2 separate regions of the Homo sapiens genome follow, and region 2 is linked to region 1. A link is a loop called in an ENCODE intact Hi-C map of the cell type or tissue named here. Cell type or tissue: mammary epithelial cell. All regions are shown on one strand. Each heading gives the region's core, and the rest is flanking DNA. Links, peaks and the distances in the headings are about the cores only. Region 1 overlaps EPB41L1 (erythrocyte membrane protein band 4.1 like 1). Region 2 overlaps DSN1 (DSN1 component of MIS12 kinetochore complex).

The links. A loop is a pair of places that touch in the nucleus more often than their neighbours do. Peaks named below come from ENCODE experiments on the same cell type or tissue, not always from the same donor. Only the 100,000 strongest peaks of a DNase experiment are listed, where the experiment ranks them.
Region 2: a loop joins it to region 1, with 13 times the contacts of the local background. A loop is called at or near these places in 6 of 110 quality-filtered maps.

What each region holds. Positions count from the first base shown.
Region 1 is chr20:36,206,516-36,222,512 of GRCh38, forward strand. It overlaps EPB41L1 (erythrocyte membrane protein band 4.1 like 1), which reads left to right. Exons shown (of 22, transcript NM_012156.2): 15 at 2,973-3,383; 16 at 5,757-5,861; 17 at 7,842-7,925; 18 at 12,361-12,447; 19 at 13,246-13,329; 20 at 15,349-15,429; 21 at 15,763-15,879. It overlaps LOC105372602 (a long non-coding RNA gene), which reads right to left. Exons shown (of 3, transcript XR_936695.2): 2 at 13,210-13,413; 3 at 6,822-6,861. Among named protein-coding and RNA genes, the nearest start is that of AAR2, 22 kb to the right of the region's middle. RefSeq lists an enhancer at 5,423-6,622. In mammary epithelial cell, for the core only: a CTCF peak has its summit at 8,352; no DNase peak of the experiment used is centred there.
Region 2 is chr20:36,747,365-36,758,503 of GRCh38, forward strand. It overlaps DSN1 (DSN1 component of MIS12 kinetochore complex), which reads right to left. Exons shown (of 11, transcript NM_001145315.2): 8 at 10,723-10,797; 9 at 8,318-8,465; 10 at 7,399-7,486; 11 at 4,431-5,533. The coding sequence ends at 5,424. Among named protein-coding and RNA genes, the nearest start is that of NDRG3, 6.8 kb to the left of the region's middle. RefSeq lists a silencer at 1,849-2,049. In mammary epithelial cell, for the core only: a CTCF peak has its summit at 7,416 (motif pointing left); a DNase peak (open chromatin) is centred at 7,447.

The sequences.
Region 1 (15,997 bases), core at 4,508-12,507:
CTCCACCCCTGGAGGAGAGAAAAGGGCGCCTGGATGCCCCTCCCGGAGGTGAGCCCAGGCCGACGCTGAATTCCTTAGACCTGAGGGTTTCTGCTGCTGCTTCCAGCAGGAGCAAGGACGAAGCCCACATGACTTCCCCAAAGGAAGGGGCAGGGACCCCCAAGAACCATGGAGGACCTGGTGACCTGAAGGGATCTCCCGCAGGACAGACGTTTGCTGAAGGCTGGGAAGATGCCCAGTGGGGAGTGGAAGGAGAGTTTCCCCACCTGACAGCCAGCGCAGCCCGAGAGGAAGGGACCCCCGTGAGTGGAGATTTGCTGGGAAAGGCTGAGGAAAGTCCCACAGAGGAACTGAAGAAGCACCCTCCTCACAGAGGACAGGGCGTGCATCCCGACCCCCAGGCCTGCGCCCTTCCTCGGGCCATCCCTCTGAATGTCAGGAAGCCAGTCAAACCAGACAGAGGCAACTTCCCACCCAAAGAGAGGGGAGTGGTTCCCACCCAGAAAGGAGGGGCTGAGCTGAAGGACCGCGAGGCTTCAGCATTTCTTCACATGGAGGTGATCATTCCCCTGCCAGCCTCCCCTGGTCATTCTGAGGACCTGGCAGCTCTGGAGGAAGCTTCTCCAAGCCCAACCTCCCATGGGTCAGGGGAGCCTTCGGAGCTCAGGGAGCCCTTTCTTAGACATGTCCATCTTTCGAAAGCCAGCCCAGAGCCCAAGGACCAAGTAGGGTTTGTGGTGTCCCCTGCCACAGGAGGTGAGCGCAGGCCTCCTCCCATCACCAGCAGAAAGCCCAGAGTAGTCCCTGAAGAAGCTGAGGGGCGCATACCTCTGGGGTTTGGGTTCCCTTCAGGGAAGCGAAGGGAGATGACCTCTTTCCAGGCTGGGGACCAAGAGGGCTCCCTAGAAGATATTAGCAAGACCTCAGTGGCCAACAAAATTCGGATATTTGAGACCCACGGAGCTGAAACTCGCCGAATGAGTGAGGGTGAAGCAAGGTCCCTTCCAAATGACGTATCTTCAGAGGCACCCGTGGGACAAGCAGAGCAGCAGCGGAGTACGCTCTCAGACCTGGGCTTCGCCCAACTCCAGCCCCCAGGGGACTTTGCCAGCCCCAAAGCCACACATTCCACAGTGATACCTCTGGCTACCAGACACTTCAGGGAGGACACTTCTGCATCCTACCAGGAAGCACACACGGAACTAGAGCCCGTGTCCCCCAATTCAGGCTGTGAAACCACGCTGGCAGAAGCTACTGGAACTGGGGTAACTGGCCGCGTGAGCCCCCGCCCCCACCGCTGCTCCCCGCCCATGGGGGCTGGCCGCATGCTCTGTAGTTTTTAGAAGCATGTTTCAGTGGCCCCTCGTCATTTCTGCAATCAGAGGCTGCTTATCCATCCCTGTGAGTTTTTTCCCTAAACGGGCCTGGGTGTAGCTCAGGCTGAATGATGGGCTTCTCTGCTTGGCCCATGTTAGCTTGGCCACAAAGACCCTCAGCTTTTGGTGTGACCTGGTGCCCAGAGGGTCACACAACCCCCATGGAGAAGGTGGCGCCACCACCAGCAAATGACACACCTGCTTTGCCTTGCCGCTCATACCCGCTGGGTTCCTGCCTACCTTGCTTGGCTTGTCCAGCGATCTTTCTTCATCCTTTCCCATCCCTGGTTCTCCCGCCTTGGGAAAGTTGACAGTCCAGAGGTTTCCATCCTTCACTTCTGGTTCCCTCTCAGTCCCAGTGCCAAGTTTCTTTCTGCCTCCTTAAGACTAACTGTCTTCTCTAATCCAGAACAAATCCGGAGATGCGGTCAGGGAAGAGAAGCGCTCCACCAACTTAGCAGCCAACACCCCTGGGAAGGGGGGGCGCCTGAGATTTGCCAGCCCCTCGGGCCCTCAGGTCTCTGCAGCCCCTCTGTGCCCTGATGACCCAGTCACCTTCACCCGGCCAGGATGCATCGCCGCCTTAGGTTCCCACCTGCTGTGGCAGCACCTCTCGTGCTGCTCAACTCTGGCTTGTCTGGAATGTCTCCCTCACACCTCTCAACCTTCCAGAAACTGGCTAAATGGAGGCTCGCTTAGCAAGTGAATGTCTAAGCCCACTGAATCCCTAGAACCAGAAGCCAAGTTCTTTACAAATCTTTCATGGGTATTAGGTTGGTCTTTAAAAAGAATGTTATGAACCAGCCAAAAATGTGTGTGTGGTGTTTAATCCCTGACAGGCCAGTTGAGAGGTATGTATGTCGGACAAGAGTTGCTGGTTCCCCGAGGCACTGCCTTGGCCCGCTGTTGTCAATTACACTGATGGGACCAGAGCCTCTACTCCCTGACTTGCCTGTGGTCCACTCATGGAGCCCAGGGTGGAGCTGGCGTAGCACTCAGCTCCCAAGAAGCTCGTGCCCAAAAGGCCTGACCCTGAATTGCTCTTCTCTCTAGTCGATGCTGACCCCTCCCCCGGAGACTCAGTGGAATTGACAAACATGTTGGCTTCCTCTTTTGTTCCTCAAAGTTCTTGGCTCCAACCTCTCTGCCTTCCCTTCCTGGGTCTCCCTGAATCCCTGGATCTCCCTCCTTAGTTTCTGTTTCTCAACGCCCACCTGCACGGATGGGCCTGGGGTCCGGGCTTCCATCCCTGCCTTTCGTGCAATGCTGCTTCCAATAAGCTCCCAGATCCAATACCCTTGGATGGAGCCTCCTGTCCAGGAGTCACTGGCAGGACGTTTGCTTTGTACTTGCTTTTGCCATCAGTGTGAGACCCTCAGAAAGGGGCATCTCCACTCTTGAGTCGTTTTTGTTTTTTTTATGCTTGTTATGATTTCAAGGAACCTTTCCTGGGGTGTTTTTCATTTCCTGGCCTGCTCTTCCATTCAGGATGTCGACACAGCCCCGAGATTTCTCCTGACATTCACCATCTTGATTTCTCTTTCTCTCTCTCTCCCCACCCCACATCCCCATTCTTTTGATTTTATCTGGCCATAGAGAGCAGGGCTGAGGGAGGGCTCCGAGGAGAAAGTCAAACCACCACGTCCCCGGGCCCCAGAGAGTGACACAGGCGATGAGGACCAGGACCAGGAGAGGGACACGGTGTTCCTGAAGGACAACCACCTGGCCATTGAGCGCAAGTGCTCCAGCATCACGGTCAGCTCTACGTCTAGCCTGGAGGCTGAGGTGGACTTCACGGTCATTGGTGACTACCATGGCAGCGCCTTCGAAGACTTCTCCCGCAGCCTGCCTGAGCTCGACCGGGACAAAAGCGACTCGGACACTGAGGGCCTGCTGTTCTCCCGGGATCTCAACAAGGGGGCCCCCAGCCAGGATGATGAGTCTGGGGGCATTGAGGACAGCCCGGATCGAGGGGCCTGCTCCACCCCGGATATGCCCCAGTTTGAGGTACAGTGGAGCTTCCTCAAGAGCCAGGCCCGCTGGGCACCGCATGCTCAGAGGGCCCTGGGCCACCCGTGAGAAGACCGAGCACCCAGCCTGCAGCCTGAAGCTCTGTCTCGTGTTGCATGACTGCCCCTCCGCAGAACAGCATGGTTCTGTGCTCGCATGTTTGCCATCTCGGTTTACCCCTAACACGCGCTCCTTGGTATTTTAACCCTGTGACCCCATCGCTTGCTGAAGTCGAGCGATGACAGGTAGTCTGGTCTTTCTTGACCCCATGCCCCCCCACCTGTGTTGCATGGCACCTGCAGAGAGCATGCGTCTGTGGACTCTTGGGGGCTCCTGCAGCCTGGTCTGAAAGCTGAATGGTTTTTCCTGATCCGGGCCCAGGCTTGTCTCTCTGGGGTCTGGGCTTCCCGGGGAAGGGGAAGCAGTTTAAATCCATCTGGCCCTGGGGTCTCAGGGTGGTAATGGAAGCTCCTGGAAGAGAGGAAATGTGGTCATTGAGGAGGGACAGACTGTCTCTGGGCCTCTCTGTGGTCTCCTCTGTAGAGCTGTGAAGGGATTTCTCTAAGGCACGCCTGCCCATATCATTCCTTTGCCCCCTCATCTCTTCTAGACCCAACCTCCCTCCTACACTCTCCTTTCCCCAACATTCCTGGCATTGAAATATGAGCTTAGCCACTCTGGGCTCTCACTTCATGCTATATTCTCTGAGCAGGTTTTTTTTTCTCCCTTTCGGTGCCTTACAAACCTATCATGTTCCAGGACCAAGTTCAAATGTCAGTTTCCTAGCAGGGGTTTGCTTTCCTGACCACCCTGGGCAGAAATATCGCCCCCCTACCCCCTTGCCCTGTAATGCCTATGCTCCAGCACTATCCAAAGCGGTCAGGTCAGTGGCTGACAAGCCTGCTCTCCCACCAGGTGGCAGCTCCTCTAGGCCTGGCATATACTAGGCACTAATAGATGATTAACTGGATGAATGGCTGGGTTACAGGGTTGCAACCATCTATAAGAATCCCCTTCAGCCAGGCACAGTGGCTTGTGCCTGTAATCCCAGCTACTCAGGAGCTGAGGCAAGAAGGCAGGGGGATCACTTGAGCCCAGGAGTTCGAGGCTACAGTGAGCTTTGATCGTGCCACTGCACTCCAGCCCGGGCGACAGAGTGAGACCTTGTCTCTTAAAAACAAAACAAAACAAGAAAAAAAAAATCTCCAGGCACAGTGGTTCACACCTGTAATCCCAGCACTTTGGGAGGCTGAGGCAGGTGGATCACCTGAGGTCAGGAGTTCAAGACCACCCTGACCAACATGGTGAAACCTTGTCTCTACTAAAAATACAAAAATTAGCTGGGCGTGGTGGCACCCACCTGTAATCCCAACTACTCGGGAGGCAGGAGAATCACTTGAACTCAGGAGGCAGAGGTTGCAGTGAGCTGAGATCACGCCATTACACTCCAGCCTGGGCAACGGAACGAGATTCCATCTCAAAAAACAAAACAAAAACAAAAACAAAACTATACTCAGAGGTCATAGTCACAGCTTGCCATACCCAAATGGACCCCACATGCTCTCTACTTCACCCCAGTCCTCAACAAACCCTCTTCACTCATTGACATCTCCTGCCTGGATGCTGTAGGCCTCCAAGCATGTGTGGCTCTTGCTCTAAAGAAGAGTCCAGGCTGGGCACGGTGGCCCACACCTGTAATCCCAGCACTTTGGGAGGCTGAGGCAGGTGGATCACTTGAGGTCAGGGGTTCAAGAACAGCCTGGCCAACATGGTGAAACCCCGTCTCTACTAAAAATACAAAAGTTAGCCGGGTGTGGTGGCATGAGCCTGTAGTGCCAGCTACCTGGGAGGCTGAGGTAGGGGAATCGCTTGAACCTGGAAGGCAGAGGTTACAGTGAGCCGAGATCGCACCATCGCACTCCAGCCTGGGCGACAAAGGGAGAGTCTGTCTCAAGAAAAAAAATAGAAGAGTTCAGCTGAAGCGGCTGAGAGGTGGTGAGCTCACCAGGATTTGGTGACATTATGTACACAAGGAAAACACTTAGCCCAGGGCCTGTCATAGAGTATGTTAATGAAATGGTAGATGTTCTAATAGTAGCCTAAAAAACAGCATATAGCCACCATGAGGGTGTGTGGCACAGGGGCGCAGGGCAGGCCTGCCTGGTCCTGGTGGTGGTCCTGGCTCTCCTCGCGGGCTATCTGTCTATGATATCACACCACAACTCTTTTACCCTGTCCAGAGTACCCTTCCAGAGATGTGGCCAGCTGTGGGGATAGGAGATAGCCTGCAGACACCACACTGCAATTGTCTGTGAGCAAGGGTCATGCTAGGGTTTCAGTTACAGAGCATTCTCCCTCCTTTTCCTACAGCCCGTGAAAACAGAAACCATGACTGTCAGCAGTCTGGCCATTAGAAAGAAGATTGAGCCGGAGGCCGTACTGCAGACCAGAGTCTCCGCTATGGATAACACCCAGGTAACTTGTGCCTTCCAATGTACCCTAAGCATGGGTATTGGGCATTTGGTGGTAGGGTCCCCACTGCTGTGGCCAAACCCCTTGGCCAGCTCTTTTAATCTCAGCTTCCCTGGAACCCATATGTTAATCCTGATGCTCTCCTGTGCCTCAGTGTCCTCTCTGAGCTCTGGGGAGGGGCAACGGGTAAAGCAGGTTCCTGTCCTGGGCAGACCATACTTCTTAAAGCCTCCATTTAGCCATCCATAAAATGGGAATGACCCTGTCTACCCCTTCCTCCTGGGCATATTGGGAGGACTGTACTGACTAGTGGATTGGGACCTTGGTGTTCACATTGCTTGGAGGAGTTGGAGAGGTTTCTTGAGGTATCTCAGGGGCTGCTTGAGGAGAGAAGAGGGAGAGATCCCAATTCAGCTTCAGTCAGAATAGCTCACCTTGGGTCATTTTTTATGCATTAGAGTTCCACATCAGATCAGTAAAATGAACAAAGTGAAAGAAGAAAACCGAAGATCATGTGTCTTGACAAGAAGCAGCATCCTGACCACCTGGAGAAAGCCGTCAGGCATAGGCACAGGCCCACGACTTCCAGTCCATTCCCTGCACTCCTTCCATGCTTTTTAAACTTAGGAAGTTAAGATTGAGGATCTGATAGATGCCCTCCTGGTTTTTCCTGGCCAGAAGAGCTACAATGCTAGGAGCTTTTTTGCTCTGAGACTAACCTTTTCCTGAAGAACTGAAATAAGACCAGGCACAGTGGCTCACATCTGTAATCCCAGCACTTTGTGAGGCCAAGGCAGGCAGATCGCTTGAGCCCAGGGGTACAAGACCAGCCTGGGCAATATAGGGAGACCCCAGCTCTACAAAAAATACAAAAATTAGCTGGGCATGGTAGCACATGCCTGTAGTCCCAGCTGCTCGGGAGGCTGATGTAGGAGGATCACTAAAACCCAGGAGGTCGAAGCTGCAGTGAACTATGAGCTATGATTCCACCACTGCATTCCAGCTTGGGTGACAGGGAAAAAAAGAGAGAGAAAGAGAAAACTGAAATAAGACATAAACCAATACAACATGGGCAATTCTTTTGTTTCCAGATTTCTTTCTCCCACTTTTATAATGATGGTAGGAGTTTATGAGGCCGTCTACTACAGGTCAGGACTCTTGAGTTCTGATGAGCTGTGTGACCTTGGGCAAGCTGCTTCCCCCACTGACCTGTTTTGTTTTAGTAACACGTGTTTCTGTTGTGTTTTCATACAGAAAAGTATAAAGAAACTAAAATTGGCCCTAGATCCCACAGCCCAGTAACCCTTATTGACATAAAAACAAAACAACAAAAAAAGTTTATAGTTATACAATTCAAGCAGAACAAAATGGGATTTTTCTTATAATATCACCCAGAAAAAAATATAAGCCTATTTCAACACAGATACCTACATCTCTATATACTTAACAATGTTTACACAGAAGTGATCATTTTCTTACAACTTACCTTTCTTCTTAGTAATTATTTTGGAGATCACTCCTTGTTGGCATACATAGACCCACCTTACTCTTGATCATCTCAGTTAGGAGGCAAATCTTGATTTATTTCGCTGTCTCCCAATGGCTCGCCCTGTGATTGTTTTTGTTTTGTGCAATTCACTATCAGCGCTCGTGAATTTCCTTGCTCATACTTCTCGGTGAGCTTTTCAAAGGTTATATCCAAAGAGTCAGTTCCTAGAGATTGCTAGGTCAAAGATTACACGCATTGCAATTTGGATAGAATTTGCCAGATAGTCTGAGATTATTTTTTATTTACCAAATACACTGGTTGAAATGTAATGAGGGCCTGTTGCACCTCTGTGATTTGGTCTGTGTGCAGCCCCCTGCCAGTGATGTTCACTCACACAGCCTGTCACTTTGTAACTGGGAGGCCGTGAGCCCAGGTGACAGATGCTGCAGGTATACCCAGCTCTCCCCAGCTCTAACGACTCCTCCTCTGGTCAGCAGGTTGATGGGAGTGCCTCAGTGGGGAGGGAGTTCATAGCAACCACTCCCTCCATCACCACGGAGACCATATCGACCACCATGGTAAGTTGAACCCAGGAGGCTTCCCTCTCTGACCAGCCCCCTGCCCCACCAAACAGCCAGAGAACAAGCTAACATCGCCTGGCTGCTTCAGGAAGTTGTGAGCTGCCCTCGCTGCATCAGGCATGGGACATAAGTCAGCTGTTTATTATCTGGGGCTTTAGTTGCCACAGGACATAGTCAGGCCTCAGTTTTCCAAAGTGAGTAATGTGGGCGATGGAATCCCCACTGATAGTGTCAGTTATCTAGGCCATCTCAGCCACAGCAGAGAGAGAGAGAGGATGGTCTTCTTTGGTTATTGGCACCCACGAATCTCATCTTGCATTGAGATTTCATTGGCTCATCTCACCTCCACTCTGAAGGTGAGGCTGGACCCATCCTGGTGGCTGCACATTGTCTCATGCCTTAGACCACTTCCTTGCCTTGGTCAGTAGATGGCGTGTGGTGACCCTAAGTTGGAACCAGGATTTTTGGGACCTCCCTATTGAGGGACCTCATGGTTCTGCTACTTATTTGCTGTCTGACCCATGAAGGAAGGCCCTTGGCCTGAGGTGTCCTCATCTGCAAAATGGCAATAATCCCCATTCTGCAGTTCTTAAGAGACCCCGGCAACACTAGATCCCTTCATGATTAAACAGAACAGATAGCATTTGGCACACAGGTTGTGGTTCCAGTCAATGTGCTGAGACTCCTGAGTGGATAATCTCCGTGGATGCTCACAGACACTGTGAGGTGGATGCTCTTCCCTCCACAACCTTTATAGATGAGGTAACTGAAGTTCAGAGAGGTAAAGCGACTTACCCAAGGTCACACAATCAATAAGTGGTAGTGCCAGGTTATCCCCAGGCCTTCTGACACCAGGAGCCCCACTTTCAACCCCAGCCACTCTGCTCTGCTTCCTTAATCCTGACCATTGTGAACATCAGCCGCATGGGGCTGGGGCTGCGGTTGCAGCCACTACTCGGGCTAGGGAAGGTAGCAGTGCTGGAGCCAGAGAAGTTGTTTTCAAATACTGTTTCTTGCCAACCTCCTGACATACACATAGGAAGGTAATTCCATCAATCTAGACTAGCCAGCAGGTAGGTTTTGAATACACAGAAATTTTAAAATCAATAAGTCCAAACTAGTTACCAGCTTGCACACCTTTCCCTGGTCACTCAGTTCCTCCTCTCCCCTCAGTCCTTCACCACGTGTCATTGGGATGCTTGTAGGGCTAAATTTAAATCCGTTCATATGGTGAGCAGGCACTTATACCATTCATTTACTCATCCATCCATCCATCTATTCATTCATTTGTTCCAAAAACATTTATTAGTCTGTACTATCTGCCTGGTATGGGGGATACAGTTGAAGAAACTATACTGCCTGCTGGAATTCATTCATTCAAATGACCATCATGAGCACCTTTAATGTGCTGTGACCCTGTATTTAGGTTCTGGGCATACAGCGGAGAACAAGGCCCAGCTGTCCCACTTCCTGGCTGGATGACCTTGGGCAAGTCACCCGAACCTCTCCAAACCTCAGTTTTCACTTCTGTAAAATGGGTGAGGGTAGAGGGCAGTAATAGCATGACCTCAAAGGGCTGATGTGAGGGGGAACGAAAGCAATCTGTGCAAAGCCCTGAGAACAGTGCCTGGCGCATAATAAGTGGCCTGAAGATGTGAGCTGCAGTTACTTCTTTCCTGCCTTCATGGGACAGTGTAATAATGCTATCCTAGGGGCCACCAGGAGGACAGCTATGGGGTGACAGCTCTGCCAGGAGGAGCCAGGAAAGGCTTTCCCTAGGCAGGGACATTTGAGTGAGCTATGCTTGAAGGATAAATTAAAGTATGGTCCTGGGGGAAGGCATTCTAGACAGTGGGAAAAGCAAGTGCAAAGGGCAGAAGGGAAGGAGTGCAGCATTTGGGGAAGGACCAGTGGTCAAGAAAGCCAGATGTCAAGCACACGGAGGAGGAGTCGGGGGGGAAGAGCTGGAAAGGAAGGCTAGGCCAGAGCTTGATAGACCTCAAATGTCATATACCAAGTTCAAACTTCTGTCCTGCAGACAATGGGGAATCACTTAAATTTTTTACATTAGGGACATGATGTCATCAGATATGTGTTTCTGTGTTTTAGAAAGATTATTCTAGCAACCTCTGTGGAGGAGGGACTTGAGCAAAAAATTCTTCCCTCCTTCTCTCTCTCTCCTTCCTTCCACAAATATTGATTGAACACCCATGATGTGTATAGTTCTGTACCAGCCACTGTGAATCCAGCTTGAAGAAGGGAACATCCCGGGGCTCTAGGGCCCACATGCCACTGGGAGAGACAGAGAGAGAAGGCAGGGAACCAGCTTAGATGCTGGTGCCCAGGCTGGGGTGGGGCTGGAGTGCAAGGAGGTGGATGCAGAGAAGGGGTCAGGGTTAAGGGATGCCTGGAGGGGGGAAAGCACAGGATTTGGTCGTTGGTAGGATGTTCAGGGGACAAGAGGAAAGATGAGCTCGTGACACCGTTCACTAGCCAATGGTTCTCAAAATGTGGTTCCAGGAACCTGTTAGCAAGGCAGGTCCTTTGGGCTCCTCCTTAGACCTATTGACTCGGAAACTCTAGGGTGGGGCCCAGCAGTGTGTGTTTTTCCAAGCCCTCCAGCTGATGCCTCTGAAGTTGGAGAACTGCTGATGTAAACAGAGTGATGGGGGAAAGTGCTCTTTAGTGACAAGCGTGTGTTGGAAGTGGAAGAAGCAGTGAATTCCTTTCGAGATCGGATGAGTCTGAGGTGCCTGTGGAACATTTCCAGGGCAAAATGTCTAGGACACAACTGGTTTTAAAGGCCTAGGGTCCAATAAATATCTGGGCTATAGGTGAAGGGATAGGGGACTTTGACCTCCATGAGGCAGCAGAAGCTGTTGAGTAGCCGAGGTGGCCCAGAGAGCGGGTGGCAAGTGAGGAGAGCCTGAATGTGGAGGAAGAGAGGGCTGAGTTTGCCTTGGTCAGGGAGAGGAACCACTCCTCCTGGAGGCAGGTGACGGGACTGGCCAAGGATACAGGAGAGGAAGGGAGGAGCAGAGGGTGCCTCGTTTTGAATGACTGATGTCCCTAGTGGTGGCCTCTGTTTTTAGTGTGAAGGTGGAGGTGAGGCTTTGCCCTGGGAAAGACAGAACAATGAGAGAATAAGAGGCTTTAAGGGAGAACTTCCCAGAATGATGCTAGGATTCATAGGGGTTAGTGGCTGTTAAGGGGAAAGGAAGCATTGAGCCCGGAAGCTGCCCTTGGGAAGCCTGCTGCTGGGCCACATTCTGGAACTGCAGGTGCATCTGGGAACGTGCCTTGTGGTGCAGTACCAAGGAACCAGGCTGCTGGCAGCCTCAGCAGGATGCAGGTGTGGGAGCGGCAGGGGAAAGTCAGCGAGTTTCTTTTCTCACCTGTCCCTTGGTAGGCAGAAGTCCAGATCTAGTGCCATGCCTGGACCAGAATCAGAGGTCAGGCCACTGAGGACCTGCAGAATGGACACAGTTCTGGGCCCCTGGACAGACAAGGCTGAGCCCTGAGATGGTGCAGAAAGTAGGAGGTAGAAGCAGGCAGCTGGGCCCTGGCGCCAGATCGGGGGCAGTAAGTCAGGGGACAATTCCAGGAAGATCTAGCAATTAGAATTTAAGGTAGGGCCAAGAGAGCTGTCTGAAGGGAAAGATTCCCAAGGGCAGAGTGGCGTGCACAGTGTGTTGGACTTGGAGTCAGACAACATGGAGTTAAGTTCCAGCTCTACCACTAACTTGCTGGGAGACTGAACTCTTAAGTTTCTCTTGCCCTCCAGTTTCTCATCTGTAAATCAGGAATATTAAAAATAATGCCCAACTGGTGTTATGAGAATTAAACGAGATGAGGCATGTAACATCCTTAAAATGATGCCTCGCACATAGCAAGCACTCAGAAAGTCATTATTATTATTATATTCTAAATAGCCAGCTTATGCCCCTATATTTATCCTATGTATTTTGGTTTGCAAAACCTTTTCTACTCCATTAGCTTCATAGGTTCTGTGTGGGATTGGGGCAAGGGTCCTTTTTTACAGATGAATCTGTGAGGCCCATAGAGAGGAAGTGGCTCTGCCCCAAGTCACATGGCTTGAAGGTGGCAGGGCAGGACACGAGCCTGAATCTGGCAACTCCTCTGCTAGTGCTTCCGGAGAACAATGCCATGTCTTGATCACTACAGTGTTCCTAACGCCAGACAGTCTGTAAATGTTTGTTGAATGAGCGAGTGTGCAAGTGTGCGAGTGAACAAATGTGTGCCTGAGTGAGCAAGGGATGAATGAGGCGGAACTGAACGATGCCTTCAGTCCTTTGCTTCTATTATTTCTACTCAACCTTGTGGTCGTGATAGCTACATGGCCACATGCTCCGCCCATCCTGGGGGCCCACCCGGCTGAGAGCTGGCCATCTGAGCACTATTGTTTCCCCAGGAGAACAGTCTCAAGTCCGGGAAGGGGGCAGCTGCCATGATCCCAGGCCCACAGACGGTGGCCACGGAAATCCGTTCTCTTTCTCCGGTAAGTGGGCAAGGCCAGCTCAGGCTAGGGGACTCCACACTGAGAATATGGGCATGGACCCATGTATGGCTGGCAGGAAGTGCAGCGTTGAGCCCAGAAGGCACCCTTCTAGGTGCAAAGCCAGGAAACTGGACCCTTTTCAGATGCCCACAGGGCTCCCTGGTGCCTGCTAGAATCTCATGAGTGGCCCTCCCCACCGCCCACACATGTAAGTGGGGCATTGGTGACATGTGAGGGTAAAGCGGCCCCTCACCTTGGTGGTGCTGCTGAGGGTTCTTTTGCATCTGCCCTCCCTACTAACCAGGAAGAGCAATGGACTAGGAGGCCAGAGGCTTGGATTCTGGACCTGCCTCTGTTGGTGCCTGCCCAGTGACCCTGAGTCTGTCACTGTAGGGTCTCTTTCAGCTCTTGCATTCTCCAAGTCTGTGGTTCTCATTGTTTAGCTCCGCAGAGAGCGTGCACCTGGCTATGACAGGATGGGGCATCAGGAGGGCTGTGTTTCCACCTTGGATCCTTTTGGTCATTCTTCCATGATGCCAGGATTCTTAAATTCTAGGGTATTGTTAGGATTCTGGGCCTCAGGAATCTTAGCGTCTAGGAATCTCAGACTCCAGGATTTGAGAATTTGATGGGTCTAGTTTTCTGAAGATTCTAGTATTCTTGAATTCTTAATGGCTGAAAGCATCTTGGCTTCGAAACGTCACCTTCACAGAGCCCTTTACCCCACCCCGCCCTCACCCCTCCAGAGCCCACTGTCCTTACCTGACACCCTGGGTGGGGGGTGGTTATATTCTGCAGATCATCGGGAAAGATGTCCTCACCAGCACCTACGGCGCCACTGCGGAAACCCTCTCAACCTCCACCACCACCCATGTCACCAAAGTGAGTAGCAGCAGGGCGCCCCATGCCCCCAGCCGAGCTGCAGGCGAGAAGGTCATGACTGTTGTTCTGCTTCGGCTTCGCCATCTGTAAAGTGGACAGAGAAAACCTGTAGTGTTTACCAGCTTCTGGAATACTGTGCGCTTTGTCCTGTGCCACATGTTGTTCTAGGCACGGGCCCTTCCCACACGGCGTTGACAGCCAGGCTAGGGGGAACAATACTCTCCTCTTTGAAGTAACTGTGAACCATGGCGTGTGCGCCTTGTAGATGGAAAGTGCTGGAGGAATCTAGACGGGGTGACATATGGGAGGCCCTGCAAGAGTCAGGAAGCATCTCCTGGAAGAAGTAGGGACTGAGTAGAGTCTTGGAAAGCCAGGCAGGACACCTGAGGGAGGAGAAGACAGATGCGGGTGTTCTAAGCAAAGCAGAAGAGGGAAGCAGAAATTGTGTGTTTGCTTATTTGTTTGTTCACTGAGCAGATGTTAGTGAGTGTCAACTTTGTGTTAGCCTCTGTGCCAGGGCTGCTGGATGTAGCAGTAAGTGAGGCCTGTTTATGGGACATGAGAAGCACATGTAGGGGGTGTAACTGGGAAATTAGGTTGCACTGGGGGCAGGGAGGTGGAATATAGAGCAAATAACAAATACCAGGACACATTTGACTCTGGAGGATCTGGGCCTCAGGGAGATTGGAAAGCCATGAAGGTTTTTAGATTGGAGAGTAACCCAGTGAACATAGGTTTAAGGAGAGAATATCAGGTCCACCAGGATGTGTAGATAGGTGGGAGAAAGAAGAGGGAGAAGTATGGAGAGAGACGGATAATAAATAACTCAGGCCTGGTGGGGAGGGCCTGGACCAGGGTGTGAGTTAGAGCTCAGGCAGCAAGAGGTAGGGGCAAAGGAGGGAAGCCTTCCTGGGTGACCCAGCAATAAGGACAAGGGCTAGTTGGGAGGCAGGCGGGCTGATGCGTCCACACCTATGTGGCCAGGAGGAAGGCAGGAGGGCGCCTAGCCAGGGCTGGAGGCCTGGAGCAGCCAGGTTGATGAGCCATCAGAGGAGAACTCTGGTCAGTTGCACTGGGCCTTCATGCACGGACTGTCCTGGCCTCTGCCTGCGCCTCTACAGGATTCAGCACTTTCTCACGTACCCCACAAAGAACCCACTCTCAGCAAAAGCATTACTGAGCAATGTTGACTTCTCTGAAAGCTTTATGGGAGGTTTTACATCCCACGCCCACAGCAGACAGCTCAGGAAACTCTTCTTCCCAAAGTCCCTGCCAACTGGGAGCCCCCTCTTCTTTCTATCCACTCCTGACTCCAGCTGGGATTCCCCACAGACACCACCCTGCTTTAACATGCCAAACAATTAGGTCCTGCCTCAGTTATTACTTCTAAACTTGTCCAAACCCCTTGCCTTCAGAAAACAGCGGAGGTCATAAGTATCATCAATCCAATTTTCTCTTGTAGTATTTTTTGAAGTTGCTTAAGGCAGAACCTTGTCACCATTCACATTTCATTCATGTGTTCATTCAACAAATCTGCATTCAGCACTGCCCTGGTTAGACTGGGTGAGGGAGTGGGGGAGGAGGGGATATAGAGATGAACAAAATACAGACCCTGCCTTCAAGAGCTGGCAGCCTGGTGAGGTGAACAAGGCCACAGACATACATAAGGTCGGCACCAGGCAGAGAGGTCCAGAACTGTGAGAGAGACAGATTCAGTGCTCAGGCAGTACCAAGGCAGGAAGACAGAAGCATTGCCAACCAGGGTCTGAGAGGCAGCATTGGAGCTAGGCTTGGAAGACCTAGATGGGATAGTTTGGTAGTTTTGGGGAGTGGTGGCAACCAGGCAAGATCTGCAGTTCAAAGTCCAAAATCAGAAAAGAAAAAATCTGAGGAAGTCAGGAGAGAAGGTAACTGCTGGTTCTCAGCCCTGCCCTCGAGAGATGATTTGGGTAGGTCCCCTCTTGAGGCTGCTGCCCCAACAGGACCCAAGAGTGACCTCACCTCCCTCTCCCTCTGCAGACTGTGAAAGGAGGGTTTTCTGAGACAAGGATCGAGAAGCGAATCATCATTACTGGGGATGAAGATGTCGATCAAGACCAGGTATGGGGGTAGCAACCGTTCTTCCCAGTGCCACTGCCCAGTCCTCAATCCCTCCTATGTTGGGTTACCCATGGATGGCTATCCTCATGGGCAGAGAAGGTGTCCACTTCTTGCTGACCCTGTTCAGATAAGAAACCCCCAAGAGAGGGGCATTGGATGGGAGCCAGAAGGAGCCAGAAGACCTGAGCTCTAGTCTCTCCCTTTAGTTGTTTGACTTTGCCCCTCTCTGGGCCTCAGTTTTTCCAGCTGTGCACTAGAGGGCTTGCTGTTCTTCACAGTCTCTCTCGTCTTGGATAGTTCATGGTTCCTTCCTTTGCTGTTCTTTACCACCAGGCCCTGGCTTTGGCCATCAAGGAGGCCAAACTGCAGCATCCTGATATGCTGGTAACCAAAGCTGTCGTATACAGAGAAACAGACCCATCCCCAGAGGAGAGGGACAAGAAGCCACAGGTAAGGCTCCTGAGGCCCAGCAACCATGAGAGAGAGGAGGGAGCAGTAGCAAGATCCTCTGAGGGCCATTTCCATCTGAGAAGCCAGTGGCTTGACCCCTAGTGCAGCTTTGACCCTC
Region 2 (11,139 bases), core at 3,140-11,139, 540 kb after region 1:
TATTACCAAACATCTCAGAGGGCAGCAATAATATTGTTATTCATCAAGCACAATTCTTGAACTGAATTTAGTTGGAAGGAAAACTAACATTAATTGAGCACAGCCATTTATTTTATGGTTTATGTTCGTTAACATTTACTGAATTCAAATTAGTTCTAGTTCACCATCCACTATTTATCCCTATGTCCTTGGTTAGACAATTAAGTCTCTCCACACCTCTCCATGCCCGAATTCCTCATCTATGTCACACACCCAGAAATAGAAGTTACAAGGTTGTGGCAAAGACTGAATGATAATATGCATGTAAAATGCTTAGAGCTCAGTAAGTATTATTTTTCTTTGTTCTATCGTATTTTACTGTTGAAGACACAAAACATACTTCTTGAGTTTGAAGAAATCCTTATAAGCAAAAAATGCAATACAATGTAATAAATAAAAAGGGGGAGGGTATAATCATCTTTAGAGAGATAATCTGTCCCCATTTTACAGATGAGGAAATTGAGGATAAAATGAAAATTCATGGCCGGGCGCAGTGGCTCACGCCTGTAATCCCAGAACTTTGGGAGGCTGAGGCGGGCAGATCATGAGGTCAGGAAATCGAGACCATCCTGGCTAACAAGGTGAAACCCCGTCTCTACTAAAAATACAAAAATTAGCTGGGCGTAGTGGCGGGTGCCTGTAATCCCAGCTACTCGGGAGGCTGAGGCAGGAGAATGGTGTGAACCCGGGAGGCAGAGCTTGCAGTGAGCCGAGATTGCGCTGCTGCACTCCAGCTTGGGCAACAGAGCGAGACTCCGTCTCAAAAAAAAAAAAGAAAAAGGAAAATTCACTCCAACTCTCTCCATTGTACTACTTTGTTTATGAAAGAGTAGGCAATTAAGAGCATTTCTCTGATTCTTGAGATACAGATAGAGATAGATATAGACGAGGGTCTCACCATGTTGCTCAGGCTGGTCTAGAACTCTTGGACTCAAGCAATCCTCCTGCCTAGGCCTCCCAAAGTTCTGGGATTATAGGCATGAGCCACTGTGTCCCGCTCTGCTCTGATTCTTAAATGTTGGATTTCCATGAGACCATCCAAACTTTCCCTTCTTGCTCTACTGTGGACTATATCATTCATTCTCAAGTCATCAAGAACTAGACATCAGCAACTCTCAAATGTTATTTCCAGTCTCGATTTCTCCACCCAGTTCTCCACCTGTGTTATTTGACAGACCAGTTGATTTCTCCATTTGGTATTCCAAATAGAACGAGCTTTCCCATCTCAAATTGCTCCATCATCTACCCACTGTTCAGGCTTCACCTCCTGCAGCATACTGATACCGCTAAACTTTTATATTATTTAATTCTTACAGCATCCCTGTGATATAGGTTCTATAATTCTCTCAACCTTCGAGATAAGAGATTAAATAAATTTTTCAGTCACAGTTAATAAATGGCAGAGTTAGGGGTTTTTTCTTTTTGAGACAGAGTCTTGCTCTGTCATCCAGACTGGAATGCAGTGGCACAATCTCGGCTCACTACAACTTTCACCCCCTCCCGGGTTCCAGCAATTCTCCCACCTCAGCCTCCTGAGTAGTTGGGATTACAGGCACCTGCCATCATGCTTGGCTAATTTTTGTATTTTTGTAGAGATGGGGTTTCACCATGTTGGCCAGGCTGGTCCTGACCTCAGGTGACCCACCCACCTCAGCCTCCCAAAGTGCTGGGATTACAGGCATGAGCCACCATGCCTGGCTAGAGTTAGGTTTTTAACACCTAGGTTACATGCCTATGTTCTAGCCACTGTGGGCAACACGAGCAGTCCCACCCCACTCATCCACTGCCAACACCCAGCACAAGCTGTCATTTCTCTCCTAGACTCCTGCAATAACCTAACTGGTCTCCCACACCCATACCTTGCTATCTTTTCCCCACACCACAACTAGAGTACTCTTTTAAAAATAAAGTTCTGATCTTCTCGCCCTTTCTTGAAGCCTTCTAATGACTTTCAATTATACTTGTCTCAGGCCAGTCTTCTACTGGTGCCCAGCACTCCTGCTTTATTCTTTTTTTTTTTTTTAAGTGTCCCAGCATGCTCCACTGTCCTCCTCAAGCCTTTGAAAATTGCTTCTCCTTTTGCCTGAAATACTTGCCCCATTTAACTCCTTCATCTTTCCCATGTCAGCTAAAATATCTCTTCTGCAGAGTTTTCTCTTGTTCCTTGTATCGTCAGCAAACTGAGCATCATGAGAGAGAACCCATGTGTTTTTGCTCTTTGCTCCCTCCTCCAATCCTAGAACTGTGTGTGGCATATGGCGGGTACTCGGTAAATATATAAAGGAATAAAGAACAAATGTAGGTCCAAGCAAGGAGATGTCATTTCTCATTAACTGGCACTTGCGCCAAGGTTTAAGACTTAAGATTATGACTGGGTGTTTAACTGAAATGGGATTTGTCCCTTTAGTGGGATCAGAGAATAAGAAACATTTTATTTTGGCTGAGCACAGTGGCTCACACTTGTAATCTCAGCATTTTGGGAGGCTGAGGTGGGTGTATATCTTGAGTCCAGTTTGAGACCAGCCTGGGCAACATGGAGAAACCGCATTCCTACGAAAGTACAGAAGTTAGGCCAGGCACGGTGGCTCACGCCTGTAATCCCAGCACTTTGGGAGGCTAAGTTGGGTGGATCACCTAAGGTCAGGAGTTCAAGACCAGCCTGGCCAACATGGTGAAACCCCATCTCTACTAAAAATACAAAAATTAGCCAGGTGTGGTGGTGCATGTGTGGAATCCCAGCTACTCGCAAGGCTGAGGCAGAAGAATCACTTAAATCCGGGAGGCAGAGGTTGCAGTGAGCCAAAATGGCACCACTGCACTCCAGCCTGGGCAACAGAGGGAGACTCTGTCTCAAACAAAACAAAACAAAAATTAGTCAGATGTGGTGGTGCACACCTGTAGTCCCAGCTGTTTGGGAGGCTGAGGTGGAAGAATTGCTTGAGCTCAGGAGGTTGAGGGTCCAGTGAGCCATGAGCATGCCATGGCACTACTGCCTGGATTTATTTATTTATTTAGCTTGTTTTTGAGCCAGGGTCTTGCTGTTGTCTAGGCTGGAGTGCATAGGCACAATCATAGCTCGCTGCAGCCTTGAACTCCTGAGCTCAAGGGATCTTCCCGCCTCAGCCTCCTGAGTAGCTGGGACTACAGGCATGAGGACTACAGGCACACACCATCAAATTTTAAAAAATTTTTAAATTTTTTGTAGGGACAGGGGTCTCACCATCTTGCCTAGGCTGATCTTGAACTCCTAGCCCCAAGTGATCTTTCCACTTCAGCCTCCCAAAATGCTGGATTACAGGTGTGAGCCACCATGCCTGGCCAGAATAAGAAACGTAAGTAATAAATTAGATGGTGGGTTTTTTTGTGTGTGTGTGGCTTTTTTTTTTTTTTTTTTTTTAATTTTGAGATAGGGTCTCACTCTGTTGCTCAGGCTGGAATGTAGTTCTGTGATCATGTCTTGCTGCAGCCTTGGCCTTCCGGGCTCAATTGATCCTCTCACTTCAGCCTCCCAAGTAGCTGGAAATACAGGTATGCACCACCACTCTCAGCTAATTTTTGTATTTTTTGTAGACAGAGTTTTGGCATGCTGCCCATGGCTGGCCTCAAACTTCTGGGCTCAAGCGACCACTCACCTCAGCCTCCTGAAGTGCCTGGCCTAGTTGGTGTTCTACTGATAATTAATGCAGAGGTATATCTCAACACTACTGTTCACTTCAGCATCTTGGCAAAGAATCCTATTTTCTGTTAAACCCTCCTAGTTTTTTTGGTTTTTTTTTTTTGAGATGGAGTCTCGCCTTTTCGCCCGGGAAAAAGCACTGCCCAGGAGTGCAGTGGCACTATCTCAGCTCACCACAAGCTCTGCCTCCCGGGTTCAAGTGATTCTCCTGCCTAAGGCTCCCAAATAGCTGGGATTACAGGTGTGTGCCACCATACCCGGCTATTTTTTTATAGATATGGGTTACCATGTTGGCGAGGGTGGTCTCGAACTCCTGACCTCAAGTGATTCACCTACCTCGGCCTCCCAAAGTGCTGGGATTACAGGTGTGAGCCACCATGCCCAGCCCTCCCTCTTTTTTTTTTTTGAGACAGTCTCACTCTGTCGCCCAGGCTGGAGTACAAGGGCACGATCTCGGCTCACTGCAACCTCCGCCTCCCGGGTTCAAGCAATTCTCCTGCCTCACCCTCCTATCTGGAACTACAAGTGCACACCGCCACGCCCGGCTAATTTTTTGTATTTTTAGTAGAGACAGGGTTTCACCATGTTTCCCAAGCTGGTCGTGAACTCCTGAGCTCAGGCAATCTGCCCGCCTTGGCCTCCCAAAGTGCTGGGATTATAGGTGTGAGCCACCGCACCCGGCACTCCCTTTTTGTTTATACACTCAAAACATAGATGAAGACAAGGGAAAGCTTTTAATTATGTGCAATTTTATAATACAGATTATAAACAAATAGAACAATGAATAGTAGTACTTACTCCTTTCTTGTCATGAATCCAGGATTTAGGTCAACTCAATATGAAAAACTGAAGCACACTACAGACAACAGGACATAGAGAATGAGTGGTATTTCCTTCAAATTGAACATCTTGTGAAGTGACATATGTATCCCAATGATGCAAATAATGCTCAAAACTTTTTTTTTCATTTTTTTACAATTTTTAATTTTTTTTAAGACAGTGTCTCACTCTGTCGCTCAGGCTGGAGTGCAGTGGCGCAATTAGAACTCACTGCAGCCTCAACCTCCTGGGCTCAAACAATCCTCCCACCTCAGCCTTCTGAGTAGCTAGCACTACAGGCACACGCCACCACACCCAGCTAACTTTTTGTATTTTTTGTAGACAGGGTTTCACCTTATTTCTCAGGCTGGTCTTCAACTTCTGGGCTCAAGCAATCCACCCGCCTCAGTCACCCAAAATGCTAGGATTACAGGCGTGAGCCATTGCGCCCAGCCTCAAAACTCTTCTACCTAAAATCACCTTCAGAGCCATGCTAGAAAATTAGTATCATTCCTTTACAATCGGAATCCAACTTGGCCACTAAAATGTTTCCTTAGACTTGGTCCTAAATGATTTTTGGATTGTTTCAAAACCTGAAAAACACCTTCACAGGATAAAGATAAAAGAATGGGCCACTGGATCTGAAGATCATTTCAAAAAAGAAGTTTGAACTTTCAAGCATTTTGCACATTCCTGGGAAAATTGTCTATACAATATTCATTTGGATGTACAAATTCCATCACTTTTTGAAAAAAGTCAAAGTGTTCTACAGTCAGTCCTGCCAGTTATCTTCAAAGGCAACGAGCAGAAATCACGCAGTCACCACGTGCTGGGGCACTCTTCCCATTCCTCTCCTCTTGGGCACCTTGTGGCAGAAACTCTCATAAAGTCACTGACAAGATCCAGATCCAGATCCATGTATGGCAGGTGGGTTCTGTAGCTGAAGCTTCAACAGTTTTCGAGCTGGTGAGGGATCTAATTGTTGCATGCTTCTCTTTCCTGCAGAGAAAAGAGGCCAAAAAATAAATTTCAATTGAAATAACGTAACATTTATTGAAAACTTAATGTAGGGACATTGTGACACACATGGAAGGGCATTACAAAGACAAATAAGAGAGTCTCTGGCCTCAAGGAGATGACAATTTGGTAAGAATGCCAGCCACAGCTGGGCATGGTGGCTCACGCCTGTAATCCCAGCACTTTGGGAGACCAAGGCGGGACGATTCCTTGAGCCCAGGAGTTTGAGACTAGCCTGGGCAACACAGTAAGACCTTGTCTCTACAAAAAAAAAAAAAACAATTAGCCTAGCATGGTCCTAGCACGATCCTCCAACTACATGGGAGGCAAGAGGATCACCTGGGAGCCCAGAAAGTTGAGGCTGCAATGAGTCATGACTGCGCCCCTGTATTCCACCCTGGGCAACAGAGCAAGACCCTGTCTAAAAAAAAAAAAAAAAAGGGTGGCTCATGCCTGTAATCCCTGTAATCCCAACACTTTGGAAAGCCAACATGGGCAGATCACTTGCGGTCAGAAGTTCAAGACCAGCCTGACCAACATGGTGAAACCCCATCTCTACTAAAAATACAAAAATTAGCCAGGCATGGTGGCACATGCCTGTAATCCCAGCTACTCAGGCAGCTGAGGTGGGAGAATATCTTGAACTCCAGAGGCAGAGGTTGCAGTGAGCCAAGATCATGCCACTGCACTCTAGCCTGGGCAACAGAGCGAGACTGTCTCAAAAAAAAAAAAAAAAAAGAAAAAGAAAGAAAGAAAGAAAGCCAGCCACCACTACAATCACAATACAATGTGATCAATAAGAAGATGGAGGCTGGGAGCAGTGGCTCATGCCTGTAATCCCAGCACTTTGGGAGGCCAAGGCAGGTGGATCACCTGAAGTCAGGAGTTCGAGACCAGCCTGACCAACATGGAGAAACCCCGTCTCTACTAAAAATATAAAATTAGCCGGGCATGGTGGAGCATGCCTGTAATCCCAGCTACTCGGGAGGCTGAGGCAGAAGAATCCCTTGAACCCGGGAAGCAGAGGTTGCAGTGAGCCGAGATCGCACCATTGCACTCTAGCCTGGGCAACAAGAGTGAAACTCCGTCTCAAAAAAAAAAACAAACAAAAAAACCCAAAAAAACAAGATGGTCAGGTGCAGTGGCTCACACTTGTAATCCCAGCACTTTGGGAGGCTGAGGCAGGATGATCACTTGAGCCCAGGAGTTGAAGACCAGCCTGGACAAACAGGGGGACCCCATCTCTACAAAAAAATTAAAAATTTAGCTGGGTGTGGTGGTGGTGGTGCATGCTTTTAGTCCCAGCTACTCTGGGAGCCTGAGGTGAAAGGACTGCTTGAGCCTATCAGGTTGAGGCTGCAGTGAGCTGTGCAGTCATTGTGCCATTCACTCCAACCTGGATGACAAAGCGAGAGACTTTGCCCCCCCAGCCCAAAAAAAAAGTAGAAGAAGAAAGAAAATGAAGGTATGTATAGCCAATAATTTAGGGCTGGAAGGAGGTCAGGAAAAGCTAGGGAGGAGTAATGTCAGTGTCACTTAGTGAATTCTTGAGAAATGAAGAGGGAAAAAGCAATGGGTGGGTATTTCTTAAGTCTTGGATTTACCAAAACAACAACATATTTCATGGGGATTTAATTCTCAGTCTACTGTGCTTCTGTAGAATTTACATCTAGAAATTTCCTATCAACTCTGAGTACCCATAACATACTATTTATTGTGGGGAGAAAAACAAATCACCTCATATAGGTCTTACCCTCTTGGACCATAGGCTTTGAAGGGCAGTTTGTATCCCAAAGGCTATCATGGAAAACAGCCTGAACTCTGGTCCCCTCAAGAGACAAGCTTACCGAGCTGTACTGACACCTTCTGGAAGCACTGGGTACTTTCATCCATAAAGGCCTGCAGCTGTTTCACTGATCCTTGCAGTTCATCCATCTGTAGAAAAAAGACAGCTGTGAGCTGTAAAGGTCCATGGCTTCTTGGATGTTCCTCAAACCTGACAAGCAAGCTCTTGCTCAGGAGCTCTGGGCTTGCTGTTCTTTCAGCCTGGAATGCTTATGCCAGATAATTCTGTTTGTTCCTCCAAAGTCACACCACATTCTTCTCCAGGCTGCTCTATGCTCCAGGAGGCTGACCCATGTAACCTCTACCAACAGGATGCCTAAGTGGGAAGGAGCTGAACGAGTCATCTTGAGTTGGCTCAACTCAGCTAACCATGTGACTTTCTCCCATTAGATGCCACAGTAACTGCTACTCCCTCCTCCCTTTGAGTCCTAGGAGGAGTAAGAGCTCTACTGCCTATAAGCCCCAGGTTACTCCACTAACCCTTGTGGTTCTCCAATACCCATACCTTTCTATTTAGCCTTTCTGAAAATAAACTCTCCTTGAATTGTCCTTTCAAATGCCATCTGCTTGCTATTAATACCTGGTTTGACACAACACTACTCCCTCAAACGTCCTCATGGCTCATTTCCTTCAAGTCTGTTGAAATGGCACCTCAGAGGAGCCTTCAATAACCTTGCTATATAAAATAGCAACCCACCAACCTCCCTATACTGTCTGTCTCTCTTACCCTGCTTCATCAGCATTTACCACTATATATTCATTTGTTTATTATTTTTTAATTGTCTCTCCATGTTTTCCTAAGGTAGAGTTGAATATACATATTCAACTTACACTTATACATTTCTCCAGGTCTTTTAATTTCCAAGGATTACAAGGTGGCAAAGCTGGATAACTCAACTAAATAAACATGAGCCCACTTACCACCAACTCCATACAGTCAAAGACTTTGCTCTGGTTCTGTAATATTTTCTGGTAGTCAGGTTTTGTATTAAGAACTTCATTCTGAGAAGACCCAAGATATGTCATAGGTTCCACTTTGACCTCAGTAATTTTGGCCTCAGTTGATCCTCTAAAAACAAAACACAAGAGCTTTTGAGAGATTCTGTAATTATTTTCTGGAAGAGATACCAAAGATTATCCTATAAAGCTGAATCAGTATTCCTCCACTCTACGCTAGCTATAGGCTCACTTCTTAACAGAAAGGTTTTTTTTTGTTTGTTTGTTTGTTTTTGAGATGGAGTCTCACTCTGTTGCCCAGGATGGAGTGCAGTGGTGCGGTCTCAGGTCTCGGCTCACTGCAACCTCTGCCTCCCGGGTTCAAGCAATTTTCCTGCCTCAGCCTCCTGAGTAGCTGGGATTTCAGGCACCTGCCACCATGCCCAGCTAATTTTTTGTATTTTTAGTAGAGACGAGGTTTCACCATGTTGGCCAGGCTGGTCTCGAACTCCTGAACTTGTGATCTGCCCGCTTCGGCCTCCCAAAGTGCTGGAATTACAGGCGTGAGCCACCGCGCCTGGCCTTAACAAGAAGTTCTGAAACAATTGTCTAGTATTCATGTCTTTATACCTCCGGACTCCAGGAAATGCTGGAAGCTTCCAGTCAGTTGAATCCACTTAATAGTAAGGTCCATATACCAGAAGGACTATACTTGGGAGAGAGTGAAGCCAAAGCTTACTATCCTAAAGTCAGTGTCTATAATTGTTTACCAAAACATGCTGGCCTACTTCAATTATCTAAAATAACTGAACAGGACTGAGAGTTCATGAAAACTGATGAACAACAACTTTAATAACAACAACTACTACAATTTACTGAGTGCTAAGTATATGCCAGATATTACTGGGCACTTTACATTTAACCTAATTTGACACAATAACCCAATGAGGAAGGTACTAATATCATCCCCATTTTCAAATGAGGAACCTCAGGCTCATTCAAGACTAAGTGACTTGCCCAAGGTCACAAAACTAAGGAACAGTTAGAGTCTGAACAGACAGTCTGCTTCCAGAACCATTCCTCTTAACCTACAAGCTTTGCCACAAAAGATTTTATCTGAAACTAGCATCTTACACATTATCTATCTTCATAAATACAGTATGTAAGGGGTGAATAAAGTAACTGATAACCATCATTACCTGGATTGGGGAAATTTTTCAAACCATGCTCCTCAAAGCCCCTCTCTACTGAGAGGCCACTTTTGTAATTAGGGTTTTGACTAACATTTTGTAGTTGGGATTCTAGCTGATTCTATCTCAAAAAAAAGCTTAAAACCATGGTTTAAATGTTCAACTAAATCAAAATCTAGCATTTTCTGGCCAGGTGCTGTGGCTTACACCTGTAATCTCAACACATTGGGAGGCCAAGATGGGCAGATCACTTGAGGCCAGGAGTTCACGACCAGCCTGGCCAACATGGCAAAACCCTGTCTCTACTAAAAATACAAAAATTAGTGGGGTGTGGTGGAGCATGCCTGTAATCCCAGCTACTCGGGAGGCTGAGGCAGGAGAATCGCCTGAACTAGGGAGTTGGAGGCTGCAGTGAGCCGAGATCGTGCCACTGCATTCCAGCCTGGGCGACAGAGCAAAAAAACAAACAAAAAAACAACAAAAAAACACCCAGCCCAGCCTGGCCAACATGGTGAAATCCTGTCTCTACTAAAAATACAAAAATTAGCCACGCATCATGGCAGACACCTGTAGTCCCAGCTACTCAGGAGGCTGAGGCAGGAAAATTGCTTGAACCCGGGAGGCAGAGTGAGCTCAGATGGCGCCATGCACTCCAGCCTTGGCAACAGAGCGAGAGTCTGTCTCCAAAACAAAACAAAACAAAACAAAACAACACCTAGCACTTTCCTACTTTTCCTCTACCTTCAAGACCCAAAGATCCTCTCTTTCCTCAATCTTCCTCATCACCCACTTTCATGTCTTTCTGTCTCCAAGAAGGCCCTGGCCAAGGGCATCCCCCAAACCTGCAGCTCATAGGCCATGTGCTCACTGAAGCCCCTTGGTTACTGTTCTTGGCCCAACCCCAGGCTGCCAGATACAATGCAGAGATGTGTCTGTCTCCCCCAGGATATGAAATGTTAGCCAAGGACACAGAACAGAAACAATTGTGTTCTTGGACTGAAAATAGTGACACCAACTCTTCCTTCCTCTCACTCACTTCCCGTTTCTGGTCAGAGAGTGCTAATACACACTACAGAATTTGATGAGCTTATTGGCCCGTGAGAAAGGATTCATCTTTCAATTTGTGCTAACAGAACTGAAATAAACACCAATCAAACTCCATAAGATTTTTAAAGAGTTTTTACAGTTCATAGATCTAACCTGGACAATATCTCTTTAGCCTCCTGCTGGTAGTGAAGCAAGAGCTGATCCCAAGTCTGACGTTCTAAAGAAAACCTGTAAGAATCAGGAAAAAAAGTTCAGTTAATTTTTATAATCTTATTCTGAATCACTCACAGTAACAATAAGTATGTGAGGTGTACAATCTGGATGTAAAATGTGAGTTGACAGGTCATTACAGGGTTAGAAAGCCTGACCAATTCAGAGAATATTTAATCATATCAAACCTGAGTTCTTCAAGTCAAATTAATATTTGTATTCTCTAGACTCCATTCTATGAAATTGATCATTAGTAGAGTCCATAAAAATCTCAATATGCAGCCTTCTAACTTCTAGTATTGATGCACTAATGCTGACTCTCCAAATACAATGCTTACTATTCATTTTTTCCAAGTTAGT